2 separate regions of the Homo sapiens genome follow, and region 2 is linked to region 1. The links are chromatin loops, found by intact Hi-C in ENCODE. Cell type or tissue: MCF 10A. All regions are shown on one strand. Each heading gives the region's core, and the rest is flanking DNA. Links, peaks and the distances in the headings are about the cores only. Region 1 overlaps MUC17 (mucin 17, cell surface associated). Region 2 holds the start of EPO (erythropoietin).

Evidence for each region. Hi-C counts contacts between places; a loop is a spot of excess contacts. Peaks named below come from ENCODE experiments on the same cell type or tissue, not always from the same donor. Only the 100,000 strongest peaks of a DNase experiment are listed, where the experiment ranks them.
Region 2: a loop joins it to region 1, with 7 times the contacts of the local background. A loop is called at or near these places in 2 of 110 quality-filtered maps.

Annotation. Positions count from the first base shown.
Region 1 is chr7:101,052,085-101,068,088 of GRCh38, forward strand. MUC17 (mucin 17, cell surface associated) reads left to right here. Exons shown (of 13, transcript NM_001040105.2): 10 at 902-1,063; 11 at 1,255-1,352; 12 at 4,110-4,186; 13 at 5,919-6,775. The coding sequence ends at 5,960. It also overlaps the pseudogene RN7SKP54. Among named protein-coding and RNA genes, the nearest start is that of TRIM56, 25 kb to the right of the region's middle. RefSeq lists an enhancer at 13,752-14,621. In MCF 10A, for the core only: a CTCF peak has its summit at 7,454 (motif pointing left); DNase peaks (open chromatin) are centred at 6,507 and 7,407.
Region 2 is chr7:100,711,965-100,723,461 of GRCh38, forward strand. EPO (erythropoietin) reads left to right here and starts at 8,504. Exons shown (of 5, transcript NM_000799.4): 1 at 8,504-9,029; 2 at 9,594-9,739; 3 at 9,998-10,084; 4 at 10,700-10,879; 5 at 11,014-11,497. The coding sequence starts at 9,017. The coding sequence ends at 11,169. In MCF 10A, for the core only: a CTCF peak has its summit at 8,153 (motif pointing right); no DNase peak of the experiment used is centred there.

The sequences.
Region 1 (16,004 bases), core at 3,574-11,573:
GAATGTGTCCAGCTGCAGAGGAATTGGGTTGGGGATAAGGGAAAAACATGAGTAGTTGAGCTCCAAGGCTGTGTCCAGAACAGCCTAACCATGTCCTCTCTGTGCTAAGGAGGGCTGAGGAAGGTGACAACCTCCTGGGAAGGTTGTCCGACTGAGGGAACAGAGACAGAGCCTTGCTCTCTCTCCAGAGAGAGAACAAGATCCTCTGCTGGTGAAATAGAAACAGAAGGTTACACACCCATATGGGGAGTGGGGAGAAGCCCTCTAGCCCAGTCACAGAGGTAAGAAAGCGAAGAAAAACATTGTCACTTTAAACAGAACCAAAGAGAGAGAACAGCTGGAGCATCAGGTGCGGGAAGAAGCCACATGTGGGCAAAGACCTGAGTAGTTAATTTGGGAAGGCTTCCTGGAAGAGGGGGTCACAAGCTGGAAAGGGGAAGAAAGGAACAGGGCTTAGAGAGGGCATCTCAAGGCAGCAGGGAAGAAGAGCTTCAGGGGTGTAGTGGGAGCTCTGGATCAGGGCTGCAGCCTGGCTTTCTTGACAGAGAGGAAGGCTGGAAGTGAGGAGGTTAATGGGTGGATGCAAGATCACTGTGGGGTCCTGGAGTCCCTGGGGGTGCAGCCCAGGGAAGACCCAGGGTTGGGCCAACCGTCCTAGGTCCTGGGTTGCAACTGGAGGCAAAATCTAAAAGCTTGGAGTGGGAATTGGGCTCATTTGAGGACCACCTCCAGGGATGCTGGTCTTCATCTCTGTTCATCCCCTCGGGGTGCCTTGCTTTATGCCCCCTGGCAATCTCTTCTTGCCTCCTCTTCATTAAACACCCACTGGGCAGGGCCCAGGTCTGAAGCTGGTGCTGACTCCGTTCTCTCTCCCCAACCTGCCGCTTCTCTCCCATCTCAGCTGCGTGACCACGGAAACTCACTGGTACAGTGGGGAGACCTGTAACCAGGGCACCCAGAAGAGTCTGGTGTACGGCCTCGTGGGGGCAGGGGTCGTGCTGATGCTGATCATCCTGGTAGCTCTCCTGATGCTCGTTTTCCGCTCCAAGAGAGAGGTGAAACGGTGAGCGAGCCCCTACCACCTCCTCTTCCAACTCCCTCCAGCTCCTCCTCTTCCTCTGAACCCTCTGTCTCTAATCACTTCATAGTCTAGGTGGGCAGCGGGGGCAGCTAAAAATGGGGATACAGCTTGTCCCTGGTCCTTATTCCTGTTCCCCAATCCTAATGGGGTCTCTCTGATGTTTCCATCACTAGGCAAAAGTACAGATTGTCTCAGTTATACAAGTGGCAAGAAGAGGACAGTGGACCAGCTCCTGGGACCTTCCAAAACATTGGCTTTGACATCTGCCAAGGTATTGGCCTTCCTCTCTGAACTCAGAATGGCTCAAAATGTGGAAACAGGCTGGGTGCGGTGGGCTCACATCTGTAATCCCAGCACTTTGAAAGGCCAAGGCAGGAGTATTACTTGAGGCCAGGAGCTCAAGATCAGCCTGGGCAACAACACAGCAAAACTCTATCTCTTAAAAAAAAATAAAAAATAAAAATAAAAAAGGGAGGCTGAGGCAGGTGGACCACTTGAGGTCAGGAGTTTGAGACCAGCCTGGACCACATAGTGAAACCCTGTCTCTACTGAAAATACAAAAAAATTAGCTGGGCATGGTGGCAGGTGCCTGTAATCCCAGCTACTCGGGAGGCTGAGGCAGGAGAATCACTTGAACCCGGGAGGCAGAGGTTGCAGTTAGCCGAGATTGTGCCATTGCACTCCAGCCTGGGCAACAAGCACGAAACTCCGTCTCAAAAAAAAAAAAAAGAAAAAAAATTTTAAATTATCTGGGCATGGTGGCATGCACCTGAAGTCCCAACTACTCATGAGGCTGAGGCAGGAGAATTGCTTGAGCCTGGGAGATGGAGGCTGCAGTGAGCTGTGATTGTACCACTGCACTCCAGCCTGGGCAACAGAACAAGACCCTGTCAAAAAAAAAAAAAAAAAAAAAAAAAAAAAAAAAAAGAGTACATAGGAGGCACCTGGGAAGACCCTGAGGCTTATAGAGTGAAGGGGGAAAATATTTCCCACTCCAAAATGTTTGGCTCCACAGCTAAAACCTTATTTCCATTACTGACTCCTGTGAGACCCTGGATGGGGCATAGTGAACTGAACCACTGGGGAGACACAGGTTCCTTGAGGGTGGTAGATTTCTCTAGTGCACAGATTAGTGCTCGGGAGTGGGTGAGCTCATTAGCAGGGGAGTTGTACCTCAGTAAAGAGACTAACATTAGATTTTGCTAGGTTAAAGGCACATGTTAAAATTTCTAAAAATAGAGTCTTTAAATTCTAAAGAAGGAAATATGTGGAATGAGAAATTTCTCAAAATAGTCTTTAAATTCTAAAAAGGGGAAGATTAGAATGAGGAAAAGTCCAGTCAACCCACAAAGAGGCAGGAAAGGGAGAAAAAGAAAAAGGAGGTGAGACGCAGTGGCTCATGCTTACAGTCCCAATGCTTTGGGAGGCCGAGGCTGGAGGATCTCTTGAGGCCAGGAGTTCAAGACCAGCCTGGGCAACATAACGAGTTCAAAAAATTAAAAAAATTAGCCAGGCACAGTGGTGCATGCCTGTAATCCTAGCTATTCAGGAGGCTGAGTCAGGAGGATCACTTGAGCCCAGGAGGTCAAGGCTGCGTGAGCTATGATTGCACCACTGCACTCCAACCTGGGCAACAGAGCAAGACCCTGTCTCTAAAACAAAACAAACAAAAAAAATGTGGCTCATGCCTGTAATCCTAGCACTTTGGGAGGCTGAGGCTAGTGGGTCACCTGAGGTCAGGAGACCAACCTGGCCAACACGGTGAAACCCCGTCTCTACTAAAAACACAAAAATTAGCTGGACATGGTGGCATGTGCCTGTAATCCCAACCACCTGGGAGGCTGAGGCAGGAGAATCGCTGGAACCTGGGAAGTGGAGGCTGCAGTGAGCTGAAATCGCACCACTACACTCCAGCCTGGGCAACAGAGCAAGATTCCGTAGAAGGAGGAGGAGGAGGAGGAGGAAGGGGAAGAGGAAGAGGAGATAGGACACATAGAAAATAGAAAATAAAATGATAGGACGTAATGCAAATATATCACAAATCATAATACACATAAGTAGATTAAACTCTAGTTTAAAAAGGATTTTTTTAAAAAAAAATCTAGGTATCCACTGTCGGTGGGAGGTACATGTTAAATAGAAACACAAAGGTTAGAAACAAAAGTGTAGAAAAGACAAAACAGGGTAATACTAAACAAAGTGTCTGTTGTTTTGTGTATAGCTGTACTCATTGCAGGCACATAAACTTTAAAGCAAAAAGAATTACTAGGTATAAAAATGATCAATATTAGGAAATGGCTTACTCTGTTAGACACAAGTTTAATTTGTATGCTCTGTTAGTACAATCTCGAAATAGATAAAGCAAAAACTGACAAAGCTGCAAGAAAAAAATTAACAAATTCACCAACATGGTAAGAGATTTTTAAAACGCCTCTCTTAGTAATTGACAAAAGTCAGTGAGGATTACAGAACTTTTGTACAAAATAATTAGCCTTAATACAATACAGAACACCACATTCAACAAATAGAGGGTACACATTTATTACCTGAGTCCACAAGAAAACTTTTAAGGATGGCCATACACAGGCCATTAAAAAAGCCTCAAAAAACTTACAAAAATTATTTAAATCAGACGATATTATCTGACCATAATGCAAGTATGTTAGAAATCAATAACAAAAATAGTTTTGGAAAACAAAAACAAAAATCCCGTATCTTTGGAAATTTTTTTCAAGTGTCTAAATAATGTATGGATCAGATAAGAGATTATAGTGAAAGTGAGAAATTAGTGTCAAGACTTGTGGGATGCAGCTACAGCTATACTCAGAAAATTCATAGCCTTAATATGCCTGTATTAGGGAGCTGCTGAGTCAGGTAATGTTGACAGTTTGTCACATTTTCAAGGGTTTGCAGTTTCCTAGGGGTAGAGAAAAACTGTCTCATCCTCCATCAGATGGGATTAAAGGGAGAGATGAAAGTTTGTCCTTCTAACCTCCTGTTTCCATGGTGCTTTCCATCCCTCCACAAGATGATGATTCCATCCACCTGGAGTCCATCTATAGTAATTTCCAGCCCTCCTTGAGACACATAGACCCTGAAACAAAGGTAAGAAGGGCCTGGATGGGATGCTGGCCTCCCCCAACCCTGCGACTTTCTTCTTCTCCTTTCCTACATGGTAGGACCTTCAGAAAAACAGAACCATGTTTACAGTTTATTGGTCCAGGTGATCCTCCCAGGTCCATACTGCCAGGAAACAAGCCTAACTCAGGGGAAGAATAAAAGCTAAGTAGCAAGGTGGAATCACTTTCCTTTGACCCCTGAGGCTTCAGGTTCGGAGGTTTCCTTCCCTACTCTAAGTACATCCTTGATGGCCAACTTACTTAGTTATTTTAACTTGTAAACACACATAAAAGTCAAAATAGCAGTGCAGTAAATACTTACATATTCCATCTAGCTCAACAAGGCTTAACATGCCATATGTTTCTTTCTTTGTATTGATCTATTCACTAATTTTTGCTGAATAATTTGGAAGTCAGCTGCCAACATTATGACACTTGATCTCTAACCATTTCAGCACACACTTCCCAATACCACGATTATATCCAATACATTGATCATAACTTCACAATATCGTCTGGTACCCAATGTTTCCAATTAGCCCAAGGACATCTTTTATTACTATTTTTTTTTCTCAGATGTAGATATAACAGATTTCACTCACTGACTTCCGTTATGTCTCTTTGGTCTTTTAATCTAGAATGGGCTCCTACATTTTTTAACATATTGCTTTTTTTAAGAGTCTAGGATGGTTGTCTTGAAAAATGTCTCACACTCCTGGTTTGTTTCATGGTGTCATCTAACTTGCCCACCCATCCTTAGTATCAGAGGTATTAGAGGTATTCTAGGATTGGAAATACTGGAGGTTGGTTCTAGAGGCTTAACTGGAATCAGATTAAACATTTTTGTTATATCATAGATAATGCTATCGCCTCACTTCAACAAGTATATAACATCAGGTTTTCCCCTCATGATTAAGGCCGAGATTGGTCACTTGGGCAAAAAGTGACCACTCCTTGATCACTGCTTTAATATGATTTAAACTAGATGGATATTTGAGGGTAGGAGAAATAACAAGTGTGAACGTCTTCAGGTGCTATGCTCCCTTGACATAGCCCTTTGGGCAAGGATGAAATCTCCAGCAAGGATAACTGTAAACCTACCTGGCGGGGAGGGGAAGGCACAATTGGTTTGTGCTAGAATCCAGGTAATGGGACAAGTTCTAAACCAACCACTTAGGCCAGGTGCGGTGGCTCATGCCTGCAATCCCAGAACTTCGTGAGGCCAAGGCAGGAAGATTGTCTGAAGTCAGGAGTTTAGGACCAGCCTGGGCAACAAAGTGAGACTCTGTTGCTATAAAAGAAATAATAATCATAGCCAGGTACAGTGGCTCACACCTGTAATCCCGGCACTTGGGGAGGTCGAAGTGGATGGATTGCTTGAGCCCAGGAGTTTGAGATCACCCTGGGCAACATAGTGAAACCTCATCTCTACAAAAAATTTAAAAATTATTCAGGTGTGGTTGTGTGCACATGTAGTCCTAGCTACTTGGGAGGCTGAGGTGGGAGGATTGCTTGAGGCCAGAAGTTACAGGCCATGGTGAGCCGTGATTGTGCCACTGCACTCCAGCCTGGATGGCAGAGTAAGACCCTGTCTCAAAAAAATAATAAAAAATAAAAATAATTAAACAGAACACTTCCTATCCCAATCCTCCTTATGCTTCCAGAATCCCAAATTCCTCATGGGCTGAGCCCTCACTTGGTTTTATCTCTCTTTTCAGATCCGAATTCAGAGGCCTCAGGTAATGACGACATCATTTTAAGGCATGGAGCTGAGAAGTCTGGGAGTGAGGAGATCCCAGTCCGGCTAAGCTTGGTGGAGCATTTTCCCATTGAGAGCCTTCCATGGGAACTCAATGTTCCCATTGTAAGTACAGGAAACAAGCCCTGTACTTACCAAGGAGAAAGAGGAGAGACAGCAGTGCTGGGAGATTCTCAAATAGAAACCCGTGGACGCTCCAATGGGCTTGTCATGATATCAGGCTAGGCTTTCCTGCTCATTTTTCAAAGACGCTCCAGATTTGAGGGTACTCTGACTGCAACATCTTTCACCCCATTGATCGCCAGGATTGATTTGGTTGATCTGGCTGAGCAGGCGGGTGTCCCCGTCCTCCCTCACTGCCCCATATGTGTCCCTCCTAAAGCTGCATGCTCAGTTGAAGAGGACGAGAGGACGACCTTCTCTGATAGAGGAGGACCACGCTTCAGTCAAAGGCATACAAGTATCTATCTGGACTTCCCTGCTAGCACTTCCAAACAAGCTCAGAGATGTTCCTCCCCTCATCTGCCCGGGTTCAGTACCATGGACAGCGCCCTCGACCCGCTGTTTACAACCATGACCCCTTGGACACTGGACTGCATGCACTTTACATATCACAAAATGCTCTCATAAGAATTATTGCATACCATCTTCATGAAAAACACCTGTATTTAAATATAGAGCATTTACCTTTTGGTATATAAGATTGTGGGTATTTTTTAAGTTCTTATTGTTATGAGTTCTGATTTTTTCCTTAGTAAATATTATAATATATATTTGTAGTAACTAAAAATAATAAAGCAATTTTATTACAATTTTCATGGTTCCCAGATCTTTCCTCCTGTTTCCCATAGCTCCTGTTTCTAACCTCCCAGACTCTCTCTCTCTCCTCCAGAACATAAAATCGGATGCTTTTGGGGTTCAAGACAACAAGAGAGAGATTTGCAGTGGAAAGAGGACCATTCCTTGAACTCCACTGACACCATTTGCTGGTGTCCAAGAGGCAAGGCAGACAGACAGACAGACACACACACACATATACACATACACACAGAGGGGGGGGGGGGAGAGAGAGAGAGAGAGAGAGAGAGAGAGAGAGAGAGAGAGAGACTCACTTCCTACCAAAGAAAACCAAATTTTGCAAGCTCTCCTTCTGAAAACGGGCTTTTATTTCTTTCCATACATCTAAAGAGATAGAGACCTGGGTTCTATTTCAAGCTTTCTCGTGAATTCCTTGGGTTAAATCTGGGAAAAATCTATTTGGACTCAGTCTTGCCTTCTGCCGAATAAGGACTAGGTTATTTCTAAAGCCTCTTTCATCGCTGTCCTTCTTAATATTCCTAGGACGCTTTTTAATAATTATTGTTATTCCAGCCATGCCGCTCAGGATTCATTGTATTCTTGAAAGTCTGTCCCACCCGCCACCCGCTTCAAAGCCTAACCTGAGACAGAACCTGGACTCTGCTTCCCCCTACTGGACACTCTGAGCACCTGCAGGCACCATGCCGTTTCTCAGCGGTCCCCTTCTGGCCTCTCCTGTGACAAAAATATTCCGTTACACTTGATCATTTCCATATTTGCCATCAAAATTCTGTTTCTTTTCTTTTCCTTTTTTTGAAACAAAGTCTCACTCTTTCGCAAAGGCCAAAGCACAGTGGTGTGATCACTGCTCACTGCAACCTTGAGCTCCTGGGCTCAAGAATTCCTCCAGCCTCAGCCTCCCAAGTAACTGAGACCACAGATGCCGGCCACCACGCCCGGCTAATTTTTAATTTTTTCGTAGAGACGGGGTTTCGCTGTATTGTCCAGGCTGGTCTTGAATTCCTAGGCTCAAACGATCCAACCACTTCTGTCTCCCAAAATGCTGGGATTCCAGGCATGAGCCACTATGCCCGGCCTTTTTTTTTTTTTTTAATTTTGAAAATTTGCAAATCTACAGGGAAGTTAAAACAATAAAGTTAAAAAAGTGAACCCTACCTGGGCGTGGTGGCTCACGCCTGTAATCCCAGCACTTTGGGAGGCCGAGGCAGGCGGATCACCTGAGGTCAGGAGTTCAAGACCAGCCTGGCCAACATGGTAAAACCCTGACTCTATTAAAAATACAAAAACTAGCCGGGAATGGTGGCGCATGCCTGTAATCCCACTTACTTAGGAGGCTGAGGCAGGAGAATGGCTTGAACCTGGGAGGCGGAGGTTGCAGTGAGCGGAGATCGTACCACTGCATTCCAGCCTGGGTGACAGAGAGAGTCTGTCTTAAAAAAAAAAAAAAATTACACATATATATGTATATATAACAGTGAACCCCATATAACCTTCACCTGGAGTTATCAGTTGTTAACGTTGTGTCCTATTTGCTCTAAAGTGGTATGTATTTTTTCGAATTAAGCAAAATTGGAAATTAAAAATTAGAAAAGTTACAAATAAAAAATTACCACGAACCTGACCTTTTTTTTTTTAATTTTAGACTCAAGGGGTACATGTGCAGGTTTGTTTCAAAGGTATATTGTGTGGTGCTGAGGCTTAGAGTATGAATAAATCTGTCACACAGGTAGTGAGCATAGTACCCAATAGGTAGTTTTTCTCTTTTTTTCTTTTCTTCTTTTTTTTTTTTTTTTTTTGAGACCGAGACTCGCGGTCACCCAGGCTGGAGCGCAGTGGCACAATCTCAGCTCACTGCAACCTCTGCCTCCCGGGTTCAAGTGGTTCTCCTGCCTCAGCCTCCCGAGTAGCTGGGATTACAGGCGTGCACCACCTTGCCTGGTTAATTTTTATATTTTTAGTAGAGACGGAGTTTTGCCATGTTAGCCAGGCTGGTCTGGAATGCCTGACCTCAAGTGATCTGCCTGCCTTGGCGTCCCAAAATGCTGAGATTACAGGCATGAGCCACCACACCCGGCCCCAATAGGTATTTTTCCGACCCTTGACCCCCTCCCTCCTTCTCTGATTTTGGGGTCCCCAGTGTCAGCTGTTCCCATATTTGCGTCCATGTACACTCAATGTTTAGCACTCACTTATAAGCAAGAACATGCGGTATTTGGTTCTCTGTCTTTGTGTTAATTCATTTAGGATAATGGCCTCTAGTTGCATCCACGTTGCTGCAAAGGACGATTTCATTGTTTTATTTATGGCTGCATAGTATTCCATGGTGTACATGTACCACATTTTCTTTACCCAATCCACCATTGATGGGCACCTAGGTTGATTCCATGTCTTTGTTACTGTGAATAGTGCTGCAATAAACGTACAGGTGCAGGTGTGTTGGGGGTAGAATAGTTTATTTTTCCTTGGAGTACATACCCAGTAATGAACAATCCTCAGTTCCCAAAACTGAGCTGAATTCATACATCTTCACTTTCAGACCTGCCTCCTGCCTCCCATAGGCATCTGTGGCCATGGGAGCGGGGACTTAACAGGGCTACAGACCCCACATCCCATCTGGAACTGAAATCTCAGCACCTTCCCACTCTCTCATCCTATCTGTGAAACGGAGAGGCAGGACAGAGCACCCAGACCCATAGGCTGCCCAGGTCCACTCTTGGTGAGCCATTTACTACCTGCGTGAGCTTGGGAAAGTAACTTCTTCTCTCTGAACCTCTGCTCCCTCAGCTGTAAAAACAAAAAACAAAAAACAAACAAACAAAAAAAACACAACAACAACAACAAAACTGAGTAGCTGGGCGTGGTGACTCACATCTGTAATCTCAGCACTTTGGGAGGCTGAGGCCGGTGGATCACCTGAGGTCAGGAGTTTGAGACCAGCCTGGCCAACATGGTGAATTCCCGTCTCTACTAAAAATAGGAAAATTAGCCAGGTGTGGTGGCACACACCTGTAACCCCAGCTACTTGGGAGGCTGAGGCAGAAGAATCACTTGAACCTGGGAGGCAGAAGTTACAGTGAGCCGAGATTGCACCATTGCACTCCAGCCAGGGCAATAAGAGCAAAACAACTCTGTATTCAAAAAGAAAAATAAACCCAATGACCACCTACCATGTGCAAAGTACCTTTCATCATTCCCAGTCCACCAATGAGGGCAACCAAGGCAGACATCCTAGCAACTTGCCCAAGATCATGAAACCAATGGGTATGAGGCTGGGATTAGAAAACAGGGTGGCATCTGGTCAAACCTGTGTTCTTTTTTTTTTTTTTTTTGAGACAGGGTCTTGCTCTGTTACCCAGGCTGGAGTGCAGTGGTGCGATCATGGTTCACTGCAGCCTCAAACTTCTGGGCTCAAGCAATCTTCTTGCCTCAGCCTCCTAAGTAGTTGCAGGTGTGCATTGCCATGCTCAGCTAATTTTTAACATTTTTAAAATAGAGACAGGGGTCTTGCTATGTTGCCCAGGCTGGTCTCGAACTCCTGACTTCAAATCATCCTACCACCTCGGCCTCCCAAAAGTTCTGGGATTACAGGTGTGAGCCACAGTGCCCGACTCAAGTCTGCGTTCTTATCTATCACTTATGTGCCCTCCCCGTGGGACCACTCTTGGGATAAACTGGGTTAATACACGTAAAATGCTTGGAACAAATTCTGGCATATAAAAAATTCTAAAAGAGAAAGAGTGGGAGAGAGAAAACATGAGCTATTGCTACATCAGCTTCCCTGTCATAATTCTCTCTTTGCAGCTCATCCCTCTTAAGTTTCTTCTCTCTCTTCCTCCAACCATACAAGAGTGATGGCTGGACTTGAAGCAAGACAGAAGGCTGGCCCTGTCACTTTGCAGAAACCAAGAAATCCAAATGCATAGAGATGCAAAGAGATAGTTGGAGGCAGATACACTAAGTCACAGAAAGAGGGGTCTGGTGGGGGCTTGATATGGTTTGGATGCGTGTCCCTTCCAAATCTCATGTTGAAATGTTATCCCCGATGTCGGTAGTGGGGCCTAGTGGCACTGAGTCATCGGGTCAGATCCCTCATGAATGGCTCAGCACCATCCCCTTGGAAATGAATGAGCTCTGACTTAGTTAGTTCATGGGAGATCTGGTTGTTCAAAAGAGTTTAGGCCAGGCAAAGTGGCACATGCCTGTAACCCCAGCACTTTGGGAGGCCAAGACGGGAGGATTGATTGAACCTAGGAGTTTGCGACAAGCCTGGGCAACCTAGTGAGACCTCCCTGCCCCAATCTCTACCAAAAGTTAAAAAAATTAGCTAGGCATGGTGGCATACACCTGTAATCCCAGCTACTCAGGAGGCTGAGGCGGGAGGATTGTATGAGCCTGGGAGGTTGAGGCTGCAGTGAGCTATGATCGCACCACTGCACTCCAGCATGGGTGACAGGGGGAGAGCCTGTCTCCAAATAAGCCGGGCATGGTGGCTCATGCCTGTAATCCCAGCACTTTAGGAGGCCGAGGCAGGTGGATCACTTGAAGTCAGGAGTTCGAGACCAGCCTGGCCAACATAGAGAAACCCTCGTCTCTAATAAAAATACAAAAATTAGCAGGGTGTGGTGGCCCGCGCCTGTAATCTCAGCAACTCCGGAGGCTGAGGCAGGAGAATCACTTGAGCCTGTTGGGGGGTGGGGGTTGCAGTGACCCGAGATTGCACCACTGCACTCCAGCCTGGGCGACAGAGCGAGACTCCATCTCAAAAAAAAAAAGAAAAGAAAAGAAAAGAAAAGCACTTTCTCTGTCTCTCTTTCTCTCTCTCTCTCTCTCTCTCTCTCTTTCTCTCTCTCTCTCTCTCTCTCTCTCTGTGTCTCTCTCTCGCGTGCGCCATGTGACTGGCTCCGTCTTCGCCTTCCTCCATGTTTGTGAGCCTTCTTAAGGCCCTCAACAGAAGCAGATGCCGCTATGCTTCTCAGACAGCCAGCAGAACCGAGAGCCAAAATACAACCTCTTTTCTTGAGAAATTACCCAGCCCCAGGTGTTGCTTTATAGCAAAGTAAAAACGGACTAACAAAGGACCTAAAGGCAAAGAGGCACTCAGGGACCACCCCTCCGGGCTCACCTCGGGTCACCTGCACCGTTCCTCACCGTCACGCAGGTGCACACGTACCACTGCTTGACTTTCAGCGCCGCTCCTGCCGACCCTTGAGTCTGTTCACAGGCATCTCCTTGCATCCAGCCCATGGCATCCACTGGCTGCTCTCCCTGTGGTCTGTCCCACTGCCAATCACTGTTTCCTGCCACAGCCCACCATTGCCTTCCCAGTTATGCGGTTCACCTGCTCCAACACTAACGCCCTGGCCCTCTGATTAAAGCAATATCTCCACCTCAGCATGGTTTTCAATGTCCCTGGAATCTGATCTCATTTTCCTCCTGACTCCATCTCTTCCACCACCCACCCATGTCCCAGGCCACGTGGCACGTGGGTTGTCGAACTGCCACCCTGCAGCTCCTTCTTTTTTTTTTTATTTTTTTTAGGCAGAGTCTCCTTCTGTCGCCCAGGCTGGAGTGCAGTGGTGTGATCTCGGCTCACTGCAACCTCCGCCTCCCAGGCTCAAGCAATTCTCCTGCCTTAGCCTCCCCAGTAGCTGGAATTACAGGCACGTGCCACCACACCCAGCTAATTTTCCTATTTTTATTAGAGACGGGGTTTCTCCATGTTGGCCAGGCTGATCTCGAACTCCTGACCTCAGGTGATCCACCTGTCTTGGCCTCCCAAAGTGCTGGGATTATAGGCATGAGCCACTGCACTCGGCCTCCCGGCCGCTTCTCTACCCTCCTCTTCCCACATATCTCTCTCTAGAACCTGACCCATCCTGCAACTCCAATTCCACTTCCTCCAGGAAGCCCTCTCTGATACCACCTTTGTCTACTTCTCTCATTGCGTTCATCATTTCCCCTTGTTCGCTCCAGGGTGAGGATGAGGCTTTGTTACTTTCTGTACCCCACAGCACCTAACACCGTGCCTTGTGCATAGAAGATGCCCTGAATGCTTGTTAACTTTAATTAAAACTTCTCTCCCTTGGCCAGGCACAGTGGCTCATGCCTGTAATCCCTCCCCTTTTTGGGAGGCTGAGGCAGGAGAATCACTTGAGCTTGGGAGTTCAAGACCAGCCTGGGCAACATGGTGATACTCCATCTCTACAAAAAGTCTTAAAATTAGCTGGGCATGGTGGTGCGTGCCTGTAGTCCCAGCTACTTGGGAAGCTGAGGTGAGAGGATTGCTTGAGCCTGGATTGTCGAGGCTGCAGTCAGCTGAGATCACACCACTGCACTTCAACCTGGGCAACAGAGTGAGACCCTGTCTCAAAAACAAACAAACAAACAAACAAACAAACTCATCTCTCTTGGCCAGGCACAGTGGCTCATGCCTGTAATCCCAACACTTTGGGAGGCCGAGGCAGCAGGATTGCTTGAGCCCAGGAGTTCAAGACCAGCCTGGACAACATAGCAAGACCCCATCTCTACAAAAAATTAGCCAGGGATGGTGGTGCACACTTGTAGTCCCAGCTACTCGGGAGGCTGAAGTGGGAGGATCACTTGAGCCCAGGAGTTGGAGGCTGCAGTGAGCTATGATCATGTCACTGCACTCCAGTCTGGGCCACAGAGCAAGATCCCATCTCAAGACAAAAAACAAAAACAACTCATCTCCACAAAGTTGTTTTTGTTTGTTTGTTTGTTTTGTTTTGTTTCTTAAGACAGAGTCTCACTCTGTCACCCAGGCTGGAGTGCAGTGGCATGAACTCAGCTCACTGCAACCTCCACCTCCCAGGTTCAAGCAATTCTCCTGCCTCAGCCTCCCTAGTAGCTGGGATTACAAGCACCTGCCATCACACCAGCTAATTTTTGTTATTTTTAGTAGAGATGGTGGGGGGTTTCACCATGTTAGCCAGGCTGGTCTGGAACTCCTGACCTCAAGTGATCCACCCACCTTGGCCTCCCAAAGTGCTGGGATTACAGGCGTATCCACAAAGTTTTTTAAACATCTACTGGCTGGGCGTAGTGACTCACGCTGTAATCCCAGCACTTTGGAAGACCGAGGTGGGTGGATCACCTGAGGGCAGGAGTTCAAGACCAGCCTGGCCAACATGGTGAAACTCCGGCTATACAAAAATTAGCCGGGCATGATGGCGGGTGCCTGTAATCCCAGCTACTTGGGAGGCTGAGGCAGAAGAATTGCTTGAACCTGGGAGGCAGAGGTTGTATTGAGCCGAGATCATGCCACTGCTCTCCAGCCTGCGCAACAGAGGGAGACTCCGTCTCAAACAAAAACAAAAAACCGTCTCCTGTTACATTCACCCTGTCCTTCTTATAATCCTTTTGGGCTTGTATCAACACGACGTGACCAAGTTCTCACTTGTTCTGGTTACTTCACGCATGCTTACACCAACCCCACAGAAAGCCAGCCCCTGTGGGCCACAGAGCCCAGCTCAGGCAGTGCAAGCTGTGGGCCCCCTGGGGCTCTCTGTCTTCTGCTTTCCTCCCACGGCCGAGCCTCTCCCTTTCTGGAAGGGATCAAGACAAATGGAATGGTAAGCAGAGCTTATTTCTGCATCCCAGGGGGCCCTTGGCTTGAGCATAAACACAGCGTCTGATCTTTCTCCTTCTCCTCTTCTGAGTCTTTTCAGGTCACCCTCAGTCACCAGACACCCTGGGGGTGGGGCAAGAATGACAGGAGGCTGGAAGTTCAAGGACCATCTCCTGACCAATAAATGAAAATGTATGCCTCTCCCCCCGCCTGGGGATGCATGGAGATGAGGGAAATCATTTTCCAAAGCATCTTGTAAAATTCAGCTCTCTTGCAGGCAGATTATAACACGGCTTTTGAAGAACAGGAGGGGTCTTGCCGTTTAGATCTCCAGAGGTTGTGCTAGACCCGGGGGAAGACGTGACCAGTCGTGCTTTGCTGCGGTGGGTGATGTGACTCTGTAGGGCCTGTTGAAATGACACCCCCAAGGTAGGCAAGCCTGATTCATCTGCGATGATACAGCAGGTCGGGGAGCTGGCGGCTTCCTAAGTCAGACCGCCTGATGAGAGGCAGGACTCACAGGGGAGCCAGGAAGCTAAGGAAATTTACAGCAGGTCGTAGCCAGGGAAAGTGGAATTGAACCTGGGTGATCATCAGCCTGATTAGCTCAGTGCCTCCTGGTGGGAGCCAAGGGCGGGAGGCAGCGCAGGGGAAGAGGGGGCAGGCAGTCAAGTCAGCATCATCAAGGTGGAGTTCCAGGAGCTGTGGTGTGCTAAGGTCAAGAGCAACTGGGCCAGGCGCAGTGGCGCACCCCTGTAATCCCAGCACTTTGGGAGGCCGAGGCGGGCAGATCACGAGGTCAGGAGATCGAGACCATCCTGACTAACACGGTGAAACCCTGTCTCTACTAAAAATACAAAAAACAAAAACAAAAACAAAAACAAAAACAAAAAGATTAGCCGGGTGTGGTGGTGGGCACCTGTAGTCCCAGCTACTCGGGAGGCTGAGGCAGGAGAATGGTGTGAACCCGGGAGGCGGAGCTTGCAGTGAGCCAAGATCGCACCACTGCAGTCCAGCCTGGGCGGCAGAGTGAGACTCCGTCTCAAAATAAATAAATAAATAAAAATTCAAACTGTGAATCTTTGGGAAAAGAGGGCCCGTAATGCCAGGTGAGGACTGCATGACTTTATTCTCCATGACCAACACAGGCCACTGATAGCCCCTGCCAGGTGGAGGCATTTCCCATGCCTTCCAAAATTGCCCTGATTGCAATAATCACGCAGCCCTTTGTGAGCCATTGGTATAAGTCAGGGCTGGTACCAGGATTCATGCATACACATTAATTCATAGCTCCCCAACCTCCGTTTCTCAACCCAGCATGCCCTGAAAGGGTTCCAGGCTTCCAGAGAGAGTGAGACCACAGCCCTCAGGCCACCATGCAGGGCTTGCCAGGGGCTGGAGCCCTGTCATCCCTGGTAACTGTGGCCTCCAGCCTTGCAGATGCAATCATATTTCCCTTGATTTTTTTTTTTTTTTTTTTTTGAGACGGAGTTTCACTCTTGTCGCCCAGGCTGGAGTGCGCTGGTGCAATCTCGGCTCACTGCAACCTCTGCCTCCTGGGTTCAAGTGATTCTCCTGCCTCAGCCTCCCAAAGTGCTAGGATTACAGGCATGAGCCACTGGGCCAGGCCCTGTGCAT
Region 2 (11,497 bases), core at 3,498-11,497, 340 kb before region 1:
AATCCCAGCACTTTGGGAGGCCCAGGCAGGCAGATCACCTGAGGTTAGGAGTTCAAGACCAGCCTGGCCAACATGGTGAAACCCCGTCTCTACTGAAAATACAAAATTAGCTGGGCGTGGTGGCAGGCGCCTGTAATCCCAGCTACTCAGGAGGCTGAGGCAGGAGAACTGCTTGAACCCGGGAGGTGGAGGTTGCAGTGCACCAAGATTGTGCCATTGCACTCCAGCCTGGGTGACAGAGGGAGACTCAGTCTCAAAAAGAAAAAAGCTTGAAAAACGGGAGAGGGGTGAGGAGATGGAGGCAGAAGGTGTGTGCAAATGCAATGCCCTGCCCTCCTTTTTACATTTTATTTATTTATTTATTTATTTTAGAGACAGGGTCTCACTCTGTAGCCTAGGCTGGAGTGCAATGGTACAATCATAGCTCACTGCAACCTCAAACTTCTAGGCTCAAGCAATCCTGCCTCAGCCTCCCAGGTAGTTAGGACTACAGGCAAAAAAAAAAAAAAAAGAGCTACTATTGTTTTCTTTGTTTGTTTATCTGTTTGTTTTGAGACGGAGTTGTGCTCTTGTTGCCCAGGCTGGAATGCAATGGCGTGATCTCAGCTCACTGCAACCTCCGCCTCCTGGATTCAACTGATTCTCCTGCCTCAGCCTCCTGAGTAGCTGGGATTACAGGCACGTTCCACCAAGCCCGGCTACTTTTTGTATTTTTAGTAGAGGCAGGGTTTCTCCGTGTTTGCCAGGCTGGTCTCGAACTCGTGACCTCAGGTGATCCGCCTGCCTCAGCCTCCCAAAGTTCTGAGATTACAGGCGTGAGCCACTGCGCCCGGCCAAGAGCTAGTATTGTTTAGTATGAAGCCATTTTGCTAAGAAATGGTTTTAGGCTTCTTAATAGGAATGGGGAGAAGTGAAGGAAGGCAATTTTGTGTGCGTTTAATTCTCAAGTCTGAGTTATTAGTAGAAACTAACAACTGAGCCAGACTCAGTTGTGGCTCGCATAGCAGGGAAGGGGACGGGACCTTGAAATATTAAGTGGTTTGATCAGGCTGATGATCCTGCTAGAGAAGCCCAGCACTTTGTCCCAGGTGAGTTTCTGGTGCTTGGTCAGGAGTTGAGGGAAAAATGGTGTTTCACAAACCCTCAAACCACTAGAGAGGTTGGACGAGAACGTGTCAATTGTAGTTCCTTAGGAAACAGATGTCCAATTGCACAGAGATTTGGGATGAGGCAAAGGTCATCCTACCAGAAGGAAGCCTGTGAAAATGGCCACTTAAGGTCCCAAGACCCTAATGACATTATGGGTGTTTTTCAGTTTATGTGTTTGAGTTTAGCGCTGTTTTCTAATTTTGGTCACGTATTGTTTTTGTAATGAGCAAAAGTTCATCATAAAAGTTGCTTTTTTTTTTTTTTTGAGACAGAGTCTGGCTCTGTCGCCCAGGCTGGAGTCCAGTGGCACAATCTTGGCTCACCGCAACCTCCGCCTCTCGAGTTCAAGTGATTCTTCTGCCTCAGCCTCCTGAGTAGCTGGGACTATAGGTGTGCGCCACCATGCCCAGCTAATTTTTGTATTTTTAGCAGAGATGGGGTTTCACCATATTGGCCAGGCTGGTCTTGAACTCCTGACCTCGTGATCCGCCCGTCTCAGCCCCCAAAGTGCTGGGATTACAGGCGTGAGCCACCGTGCCCGGCCTAAGTGAGCTCTTCTGCTCGTGTCTTAGTTCATCAACCAGCAAATAATTTTTCCCTTTTCAGGGAAGTATATTTGTCTAATAGCAAACAAGACTAATAGACTGAGTTGGAAGGAATCTAGCAGGTCCTGTGAAGGCGAAAGTCCACCCTCTGTTTGCATTCTTCAAGTGACAAGACGGTTGCCTTTTCTTAAGGGAGCAGAGGCTTGTTATAGAGGAGACAGCAAGCCATTCTCCTCTGCATCATCCATGTATCCACTGACCCATTCATTCATCAGATATTTATTAGTTAGTGGAACGGGCAATAAAATAACTTCTTGAGGTATCTCATCAGTTTTATTTTTACTTATTTAGAGATGGGTCTTGCTCAGTTCCCCAGGCTCGAGTGCAGTGGCATGATCATAGCTCACTGCAACCTCGACCTCCTAGGTTCAAATGATCATCCTTCCTCAGCCTCCCAAGTAGCTGTGACACCAGGCATGTGCCGCCATGCCTGGCTAACTTCTTTATTTTTTATATAAAAAATATAACTCTATAAAAAATAACTTCTTTATTTTTTATAGAGCCAGGGTCTCACTGTGTTGCCCCGGCTGGTCTTGAACTCCTGGCCTCAAATGATCACCTTAGCTTTCCAAAGTGCTGAAATTATAGGTGTGAGCCACCTCACCCGGCCCCTCATCAGTTTGATAACTAACTCCTTGATCACCTTACTTAGAGAACAAAGGATCAGTCAGGAATAGGCTTCATAAAACTTTGGTAGGCCAGGTGCGGTAAAGGATTTTCCTTTGAGGACTTTGGCAAAGGATTTTCCTTTGGTTCTCCAGCAGGAATCCCTTCTTCAGCATCTTTTTTTTTTTTTAAGAAAGGGTGTTGTTCTTTCGCCCAGGCTGGAGTGCAGTGGTGCGATCATAGCTAACTGCAGCTTCCAACTCCTGGGCTCAAGCAATCCTCCAACCTCAGCCTCCCGAGTAGCTGGGACTACAGGCATGTGCCAGCATGCCTAACAAATTTTCTGTAGAGACAGGGTCTCCCTATGTTGCCCAGACTGGTCTCAAACTCCTGGGCTCAAGGGATCCTCCCTCCTTAGCCTCCTAAAGTGCTGGGATTCCAGGCGTGAGCTACCGTGCCTGGCCCTCCAGCATTCTTGCTTCCTTCACAGTTCCCCAAAGGCCACCCAACAAGGTCCCCAGCCACCTCCCCTCCCAGCACAGAAGGTCTTCTGGGCCTCTGGCTGAACTCGAGCTGAGCTGAGAAGCCACTGCTTGGAAATGAGGAGGGAAAGAGAAGCCAGGAGGCCCCCCTTCCCAAGTCCGACTCCAGGCAGCTGGGGCTCCGTGCTGCCTGGGGGTCTGGGACAGCTCGGGGGGCTGTAAATTTGCTTCTGCTTGGATTTCCAATCTGAATCCACTGCCAGGAGGAATCCGTGGAGCAGAGCCTGCCTCCACACCCGCCATCCTCCTGTCACAACTGGCCCTTTTCAAACCCTGCCTCAGTGGCTGCCTGCTCAGGAAGTGCATGGAAGCTTCACACGCCCCAGGATCCCAGGGAGCTGGGTTGACCGGGGGATGGCTCAGTGCCCCCTCTAGGTTGGGTTCTTCTCTGAGCATGTAGTGGAGGGACCACATAATGCAATCCACACTTGGGTGGTTACCACAGAAAAGGGACATGCTGGACGCTTGGTAGACAGAAAAATGCATCAGAACTTCCATACGCAGCCCTTCGCTCTCTTCGATGACTAGGGCACCTGCACTACGTGACTCCAGACGGTACCATTCCCTTCAGAGTCTCTATGGATGCCCCTGGGAGTTGGGCAGTGCTCATCTTTGACGGCTGTCCATGGCGGTCCTGCCAGTGAGATGCCTAAGACATGTACATAAATGACGGCAGTGCCAGGGAAGGAGACGATTTCCTGCTGGGAGATCAAGAAAGGCTTCATGGAGGAGGCGATGCACAGATTTGGGCTTTAAAGAAAACGAGGAGATGGTGTGGGAGGGTAATCCAGGATGAGCCAAGGGCAGGAAGGCACAAACCATCTCCTGTGGTGGAGGGAGTGGGAGTGAGCAAAGCGGGAGAACAGCCTGGAACATGAAGTGAATGGTAGACCTTGGAGGGTCTCAGTTCTGAGGCAATAGGAAGCCGTGACAGGTTCCTGCTCAGGGAATTAGCACAAATGAGGCTGTTCAGTGGGAAAGTTAATTGAGCAGCAGGGTTAGGGATTAACTGGAGGGGTCAATGAGGAGATGCTCTGCAGTGGTCCTGGGCCTGTGGGTCAGCATCTGCTAGAAGATGAAGAGCAGGCAGATGACGGGGGTGGGGGGCACTGGGCAGGGGGATGGTGGGCATTGGTCGGGGAGCCCCATGGAGCTTCTTGTTTTCTTCCTGTTCCTCAAGGACAGATGAATGGACCCTGCATTGCTCAGTATCCAAGAGGCTCTGGGCTCCAAACCAGCCTCTCCCCTCTTAGCAGAATTACTATGGCTTCAAGCCGGGTGTGGTGGCTCACGCCTGTAATCCCAGCACTTTGGGAGGCCGAGGCGGGCGGATCACTTGAGGTTGGGAGTTCGAGACCAGCCTGGCCAACATGGCGAAACCCCATCTCTACTGAAAATACAAAAATTACCGGGCGTGGTGGCACATGCCTGTAATTCCAGCTACTCGGGAGGCTGAGGCAGGAGAATTGCTTGAACCCGGGAGGTGGAGGTTGCAGTGAGCTGAGATAATGGCACCACTGCACTCCAGCCTGGGCAATAGAGTGAGACTCCATCTCAAAAAGAGAATTACTATGGCTTCGGATTGGGTATGGGGTGGACCAAGATCCTCTCCTCCCTCCCAAGCTGCAATCACAGCTCTCTCTCCAGAAGCCCCAGGGGACAAGGCAGTCACTACTCCTATCCAGCAGGCTACAGCATTTAGAGGCTGGTGCCCCTGGCCCATCTCTCACTCCTCTTCAACTGCAGACAAGGATGCAGGGACCCCCGAGAAGCTGTGTGAGGGGAGGGGCAGGTCCCACAGCCCAAAAGGCTCCTCCTCCTCCAGCTGTGTCCACCCCACCCATCTGTCTCCGGCCCCCTCTCCATGGTTAGGTCAGGGCATTGACGCAGGAGTCAGGGTCCTGGGAGAGCAGAGGCTGGGGAAGGGGAGCAGCCAAGACAGAACGCACGTGCGGCCATGTGTGGATGTGAGTGTGATGGTGCACGTCCCAGGACTCTGGAAGGGATCAGAACCAGGAGCCGAGTGGGGCTGGGGGAGCCTGGACAGCAGTTTTGGGAAGGCTCAAGGTGAGCAGAGGATGCAGGGGAGCAGGGTCTGAGGGAATTAGGCCAGCCAGAAGCATACCAGCCTCTGTCTCCTGACCCCCACCCAACCATCTTGCCAAACCACTCATTTTTTCTTTTTTTTTTTTGAGACAGGGTCTCCCTTTGTTGCCCAGTCTAGAGTGCAGTGGCGTGATCATAGCTCACTGCAGCCTCAACCTCCCGGGCTCAAGAGATCCTCTGACCTCAGCCTCCTGAGTAGCTGGGACTACAGATGTGCACCACCATGCCCAGCTAGCTAAACAAAAATAAAAATTATAGACATGGGATCTCACTATGTTGCCCAGGCTGGTCTCAAACTCCTGGCCTCAAGCAATCCTCCTGCCTCAGCCTCCCAAAATGTTGGGATTACAGGTGTGAGCCACTACACTTGGCCCAAATCCCCCTCCCATCAAGCTCTTCACCTCACCACACCCTCATGGTCCCTCACCCCCAACAGGTCTTTATTCAAGTCAGTTTCTCAGCCTAGTGTCTCTGACTACCTTATTTTAGATAACCCTGCCTGTGCCTTTTCTCCTTAGTTCTGGCTATTTGAAATCCTCTATCTTTTCTTTTCTTTTCTTTCTTTTTTTTTTTTTTTTTTGAGACAGGGTCTCATTCTGTTGCCCAGGGTGGAGTGCAGTAGCAAAACCACAGCTCACTGCAGCCTCAACTTCCTGGGCTGAAGTGATCCTCCCACCTCAGCCTCCCAAGTAGCTGGGACTATAGGCACATGCCATCATGCCCAGCTAATTTTTGTATTTTTTTGTAAAGATGGGGTTTCACCATGTTGCCCAGGCTGGTCAAGCCAACTCCTGGGCTCAAGTGATCCTCTTGCCTTGGCCTCCCGAAGTGCTGGGATTACAGGCATGAGCCACCTCACCCAGCCAAAATCCTCTGTCTTGTACCCATTTTTGTGTTCATCATTGGCAACCCCACTAGAACATCAGCTCCACCAGGGCAGGCATTCCTGGCTGTATCATTCACTGCTCTATCCCCAGGTCCTTGGCCAGGGGTAGGTAGGAAATCCATAAATATCTTTTGAATGAATGAGTGAATGTTTCCCACTCTTTCCAAACAAAATCCAAATTCTTCAGAGAGGCATTCAAGGCCATAGACAGCCTGACTCCTCCCTAAGCAGCACCCTGGCCTCATCTTCCACCTCTCTCTTCTCCATCTTCCCTTCTGCTCACCTGTAGGGAGACCCCCTGAAACTACTGCTACGGAATAAAAGATGAAATGCTCCTGATTATTGTAAATACAAAATTGCATGCAGGATTGTGTACAAACAATGCCAGGTTGGACTGCCAGAATGAGCCAACAGCCTGTGATGTGCTTCCGCCTGCGGAGAGCCTATGAACGGACCTGCAGTCAGGGAGGTTTCACATCACCAAGATTTCTATCCCAGAAAAGCAGATGTTCATAGCTCTGGGAATGGAATGCGACCCTTGTGGAGAGCCTATAAACGGACGCATGGGGGCGGGGGGCACCTGTCCATATGGATAAGATAGGGCTATAAACGCCCTCATCTTGCCATGGCTCTTCTAGGCCTCTTTAGGGTTAAGGCATACTCCCTTCTGAGAATTTCTGGTCTAACTGGTTGTCTAGCTTCATGTCCTGTTTCCATGGATTGTCTGTAACCAGCTTTTGTTGCAATTGTTACTGCTGATTAGTATCTTGCTAATCATAGGTTATGGAAAGATTGTGTTTCTGTTTTAAGGCTCTGTTAGAAATTACTGATGCACACACTATATTGTAAATTCTTATCTCTGTATACTGTACTTCTGCATACAAATGTACTGTACTTCTACATATAAATGTTATGTTAAAGAATTAATTCATCCCCATGTGACCATCTCACCTCATAATCAAATGACCCTAAATCCCTCACTAACCTACCCCCGCCCTCACTAAACTTAATAATAAATGATGGTACATCTGGTGCATTGTTGACACCACGGGACCAGAAGGCGGTGACCCCCCGGACCAGCTTTCACTATCTTGTGTGTGTCTATTATTTCTCAACCTGCTGATCCGCCTGGGAACAAAGAGAGAGCCCTGTTGCATTGCGGGCTGCTGGCCAGATCCCGCAATACTCACCTGACTCTCCATTCACTTTGCTGAATCGACAATCCCCCACCCACCTCATACCTCTTCCCATTGATGTCCTACCCCCCTTCAAGGCTGAGGTCATTGTCACCTCCTCCCTCAAATCTTTCTTGATTTCTCCCGGCTAACTCTTACAGCTCAGATCTACACATTCCAGTCTTTTTTTGTTTTTGAGACAGGCTCTCACTCTGTCGCCCAGGCTGCAGTGCAGTGGCACGATCATGGCTCACTACGGCCTCGAACTCCTGGGCTCAGGTGATCCTCCTGCCTTAGCCTCCTGCATATTTGGGACTACAGGCGTGAGCCACCACACCTGACTAATTATTTTTTATTTATTTATTTATTTTAGAGACAAGGTCTTGCCATGTTGTCCGGGCTGGTCTCGAACTCCTGGGCTCAAAGGATCTTCCTGCCTTGGTCTCCCAAAGTGCTGGGATTATAGGTGTCAGCTGCGGCGCCTGGACCTTTCCTGTCTTTTATGAAACCTGAATGGGATAGGCTGGTAGTTTCACCACACCCATTTGACAGATGAGGACATTGAGGGCTCAAGGACGAGGCCACTTTCTAAGGTGTGAGAGACCAGCTAGTCTTGGTCTCCTGCTCTGGGAATCTCACTCCTCTGGCTCAGGGTTTCCAGAAGCCATAAAACCTTAGCTGTAAATCCCAGCCCCCATCACTCTTGGTGTTAGCTGTATTTCAGTGTTCTTAAGAACTCAGCAATGCAGCCTAGCTAACCTACACCACAGGTCAAATAAACAGATGTCAAGGTGCATGTGTGTCCTGCACAATGGACTGTGTGCTCTGTGCACTAAAAGTTAAGTGTCTGGGGTGGGGGCTGGGTGCGGTGGCTCACGCCTGCAATCCCAGCACTTTGAGAGGCCGAGGAGGGTGGATCACCTGAGGTCAGGAGTTCAAGACCGGTATGGGCAATATGGCAACACCCCATCTCTACTAAAAATACAAAACATAGCCGGGTGTAAAGGTGTGCCTGTAGTCCCAGCTGCTCCAGAGGCTGAAGCAGGAGAATTGCTTGAACCCAGGAGGCAGAGGTTGTAGTGAACGGGAGATGGCACCACTGCACTGCCTGGGCAACATAGGGAGGCTACATCTCCAGAAAAAAAAAAAAAAGTTAAGTGTCTGGGTTTGCAGAGTACTAGACGGTGAGGAGTGAGGTGGGGAGGAAGAACCCCAAATTTCTTGCCCTATTTGCCCCCATCAAATTCCTCAACATGGTCAACATTGTTTCTAGAACATGTCCTGGGATTGTGGGAAGGGAGACCACTCATTTGCCCCTCCCTAAAGCTTCTGGGCTTCCAGACCCAGCTACTTTGCGGAACTCAGCAACCCAGGCATCTCTGAGTCTCCGCCCAAGACCGGGATGCCCCCCAGGGGAGGTGTCCGGGAGCCCAGCCTTTCCCAGATAGCACGCTCCGCCAGTCCCAAGGGTGCGCAACCGGCTGCACTCCCCTCCCGCGACCCAGGGCCCGGGAGCAGCCCCCATGACCCACACGCACGTCTGCAGCAGCCCCGCTCACGCCCCGGCGAGCCTCAACCCAGGCGTCCTGCCCCTGCTCTGACCCCGGGTGGCCCCTACCCCTGGCGACCCCTCACGCACACAGCCTCTCCCCCACCCCCACCCGCGCACGCACACATGCAGATAACAGCCCCGACCCCCGGCCAGAGCCGCAGAGTCCCTGGGCCACCCCGGCCGCTCGCTGCGCTGCGCCGCACCGCGCTGTCCTCCCGGAGCCGGACCGGGGCCACCGCGCCCGCTCTGCTCCGACACCGCGCCCCCTGGACAGCCGCCCTCTCCTCCAGGCCCGTGGGGCTGGCCCTGCACCGCCGAGCTTCCCGGGATGAGGGCCCCCGGTGTGGTCACCCGGCGCGCCCCAGGTCGCTGAGGGACCCCGGCCAGGCGCGGAGATGGGGGTGCACGGTGAGTACTCGCGGGCTGGGCGCTCCCGCCCGCCCGGGTCCCTGTTTGAGCGGGGATTTAGCGCCCCGGCTATTGGCCAGGAGGTGGCTGGGTTCAAGGACCGGCGACTTGTCAAGGACCCCGGAAGGGGGAGGGGGGTGGGGCAGCCTCCACGTGCCAGCGGGGACTTGGGGGAGTCCTTGGGGATGGCAAAAACCTGACCTGTGAAGGGGACACAGTTTGGGGGTTGAGGGGAAGAAGGTTTGGGGGTTCTGCTGTGCCAGTGGAGAGGAAGCTGATAAGCTGATAACCTGGGCGCTGGAGCCACCACTTATCTGCCAGAGGGGAAGCCTCTGTCACACCAGGATTGAAGTTTGGCCGGAGAAGTGGATGCTGGTAGCTGGGGGTGGGGTGTGCACACGGCAGCAGGATTGAATGAAGGCCAGGGAGGCAGCACCTGAGTGCTTGCATGGTTGGGGACAGGAAGGACGAGCTGGGGCAGAGACGTGGGGATGAAGGAAGCTGTCCTTCCACAGCCACCCTTCTCCCTCCCCGCCTGACTCTCAGCCTGGCTATCTGTTCTAGAATGTCCTGCCTGGCTGTGGCTTCTCCTGTCCCTGCTGTCGCTCCCTCTGGGCCTCCCAGTCCTGGGCGCCCCACCACGCCTCATCTGTGACAGCCGAGTCCTGGAGAGGTACCTCTTGGAGGCCAAGGAGGCCGAGAATATCACGGTGAGACCCCTTCCCCAGCACATTCCACAGAACTCACGCTCAGGGCTTCAGGGAACTCCTCCCAGATCCAGGAACCTGGCACTTGGTTTGGGGTGGAGTTGGGAAGCTAGACACTGCCCCCCTACATAAGAATAAGTCTGGTGGCCCCAAACCATACCTGGAAACTAGGCAAGGAGCAAAGCCAGCAGATCCTACGGCCTGTGGGCCAGGGCCAGAGCCTTCAGGGACCCTTGACTCCCCGGGCTGTGTGCATTTCAGACGGGCTGTGCTGAACACTGCAGCTTGAATGAGAATATCACTGTCCCAGACACCAAAGTTAATTTCTATGCCTGGAAGAGGATGGAGGTGAGTTCCTTTTTTTTTTTTTTTCCTTTCTTTTGGAGAATCTCATTTGCGAGCCTGATTTTGGATGAAAGGGAGAATGATCGAGGGAAAGGTAAAATGGAGCAGCAGAGATGAGGCTGCCTGGGCGCAGAGGCTCACGTCTATAATCCCAGGCTGAGATGGCCGAGATGGGAGAATTGCTTGAGCCCTGGAGTTTCAGACCAACCTAGGCAGCATAGTGAGATCCCCCATCTCTACAAACATTTAAAAAAATTAGTCAGGTGAGGTGGTGCATGGTGGTAGTCCCAGATATTTGGAAGGCTGAGGCGGGAGGATCGCTTGAGCCCAGGAATTTGAGGCTGCAGTGAGCTGTGATCACACCACTGCACTCCAGCCTCAGTGACAGAGTGAGGCCCTGTCTCAAAAAAGAAAAGAAAAAAGAAAAATAATGAGGGCTGTATGGAATACATTCATTATTCATTCACTCACTCACTCACTCACTCATTCATTCATTCATTCATTCAACAAGTCTTATTGCATACCTTCTGTTTGCTCAGCTTGGTGCTTGGGGCTGCTGAGGGGCAGGAGGGAGAGGGTGACATGGGTCAGCTGACTCCCAGAGTCCACTCCCTGTAGGTCGGGCAGCAGGCCGTAGAAGTCTGGCAGGGCCTGGCCCTGCTGTCGGAAGCTGTCCTGCGGGGCCAGGCCCTGTTGGTCAACTCTTCCCAGCCGTGGGAGCCCCTGCAGCTGCATGTGGATAAAGCCGTCAGTGGCCTTCGCAGCCTCACCACTCTGCTTCGGGCTCTGGGAGCCCAGGTGAGTAGGAGCGGACACTTCTGCTTGCCCTTTCTGTAAGAAGGGGAGAAGGGTCTTGCTAAGGAGTACAGGAACTGTCCGTATTCCTTCCCTTTCTGTGGCACTGCAGCGACCTCCTGTTTTCTCCTTGGCAGAAGGAAGCCATCTCCCCTCCAGATGCGGCCTCAGCTGCTCCACTCCGAACAATCACTGCTGACACTTTCCGCAAACTCTTCCGAGTCTACTCCAATTTCCTCCGGGGAAAGCTGAAGCTGTACACAGGGGAGGCCTGCAGGACAGGGGACAGATGACCAGGTGTGTCCACCTGGGCATATCCACCACCTCCCTCACCAACATTGCTTGTGCCACACCCTCCCCCGCCACTCCTGAACCCCGTCGAGGGGCTCTCAGCTCAGCGCCAGCCTGTCCCATGGACACTCCAGTGCCAGCAATGACATCTCAGGGGCCAGAGGAACTGTCCAGAGAGCAACTCTGAGATCTAAGGATGTCACAGGGCCAACTTGAGGGCCCAGAGCAGGAAGCATTCAGAGAGCAGCTTTAAACTCAGGGACAGAGCCATGCTGGGAAGACGCCTGAGCTCACTCGGCACCCTGCAAAATTTGATGCCAGGACACGCTT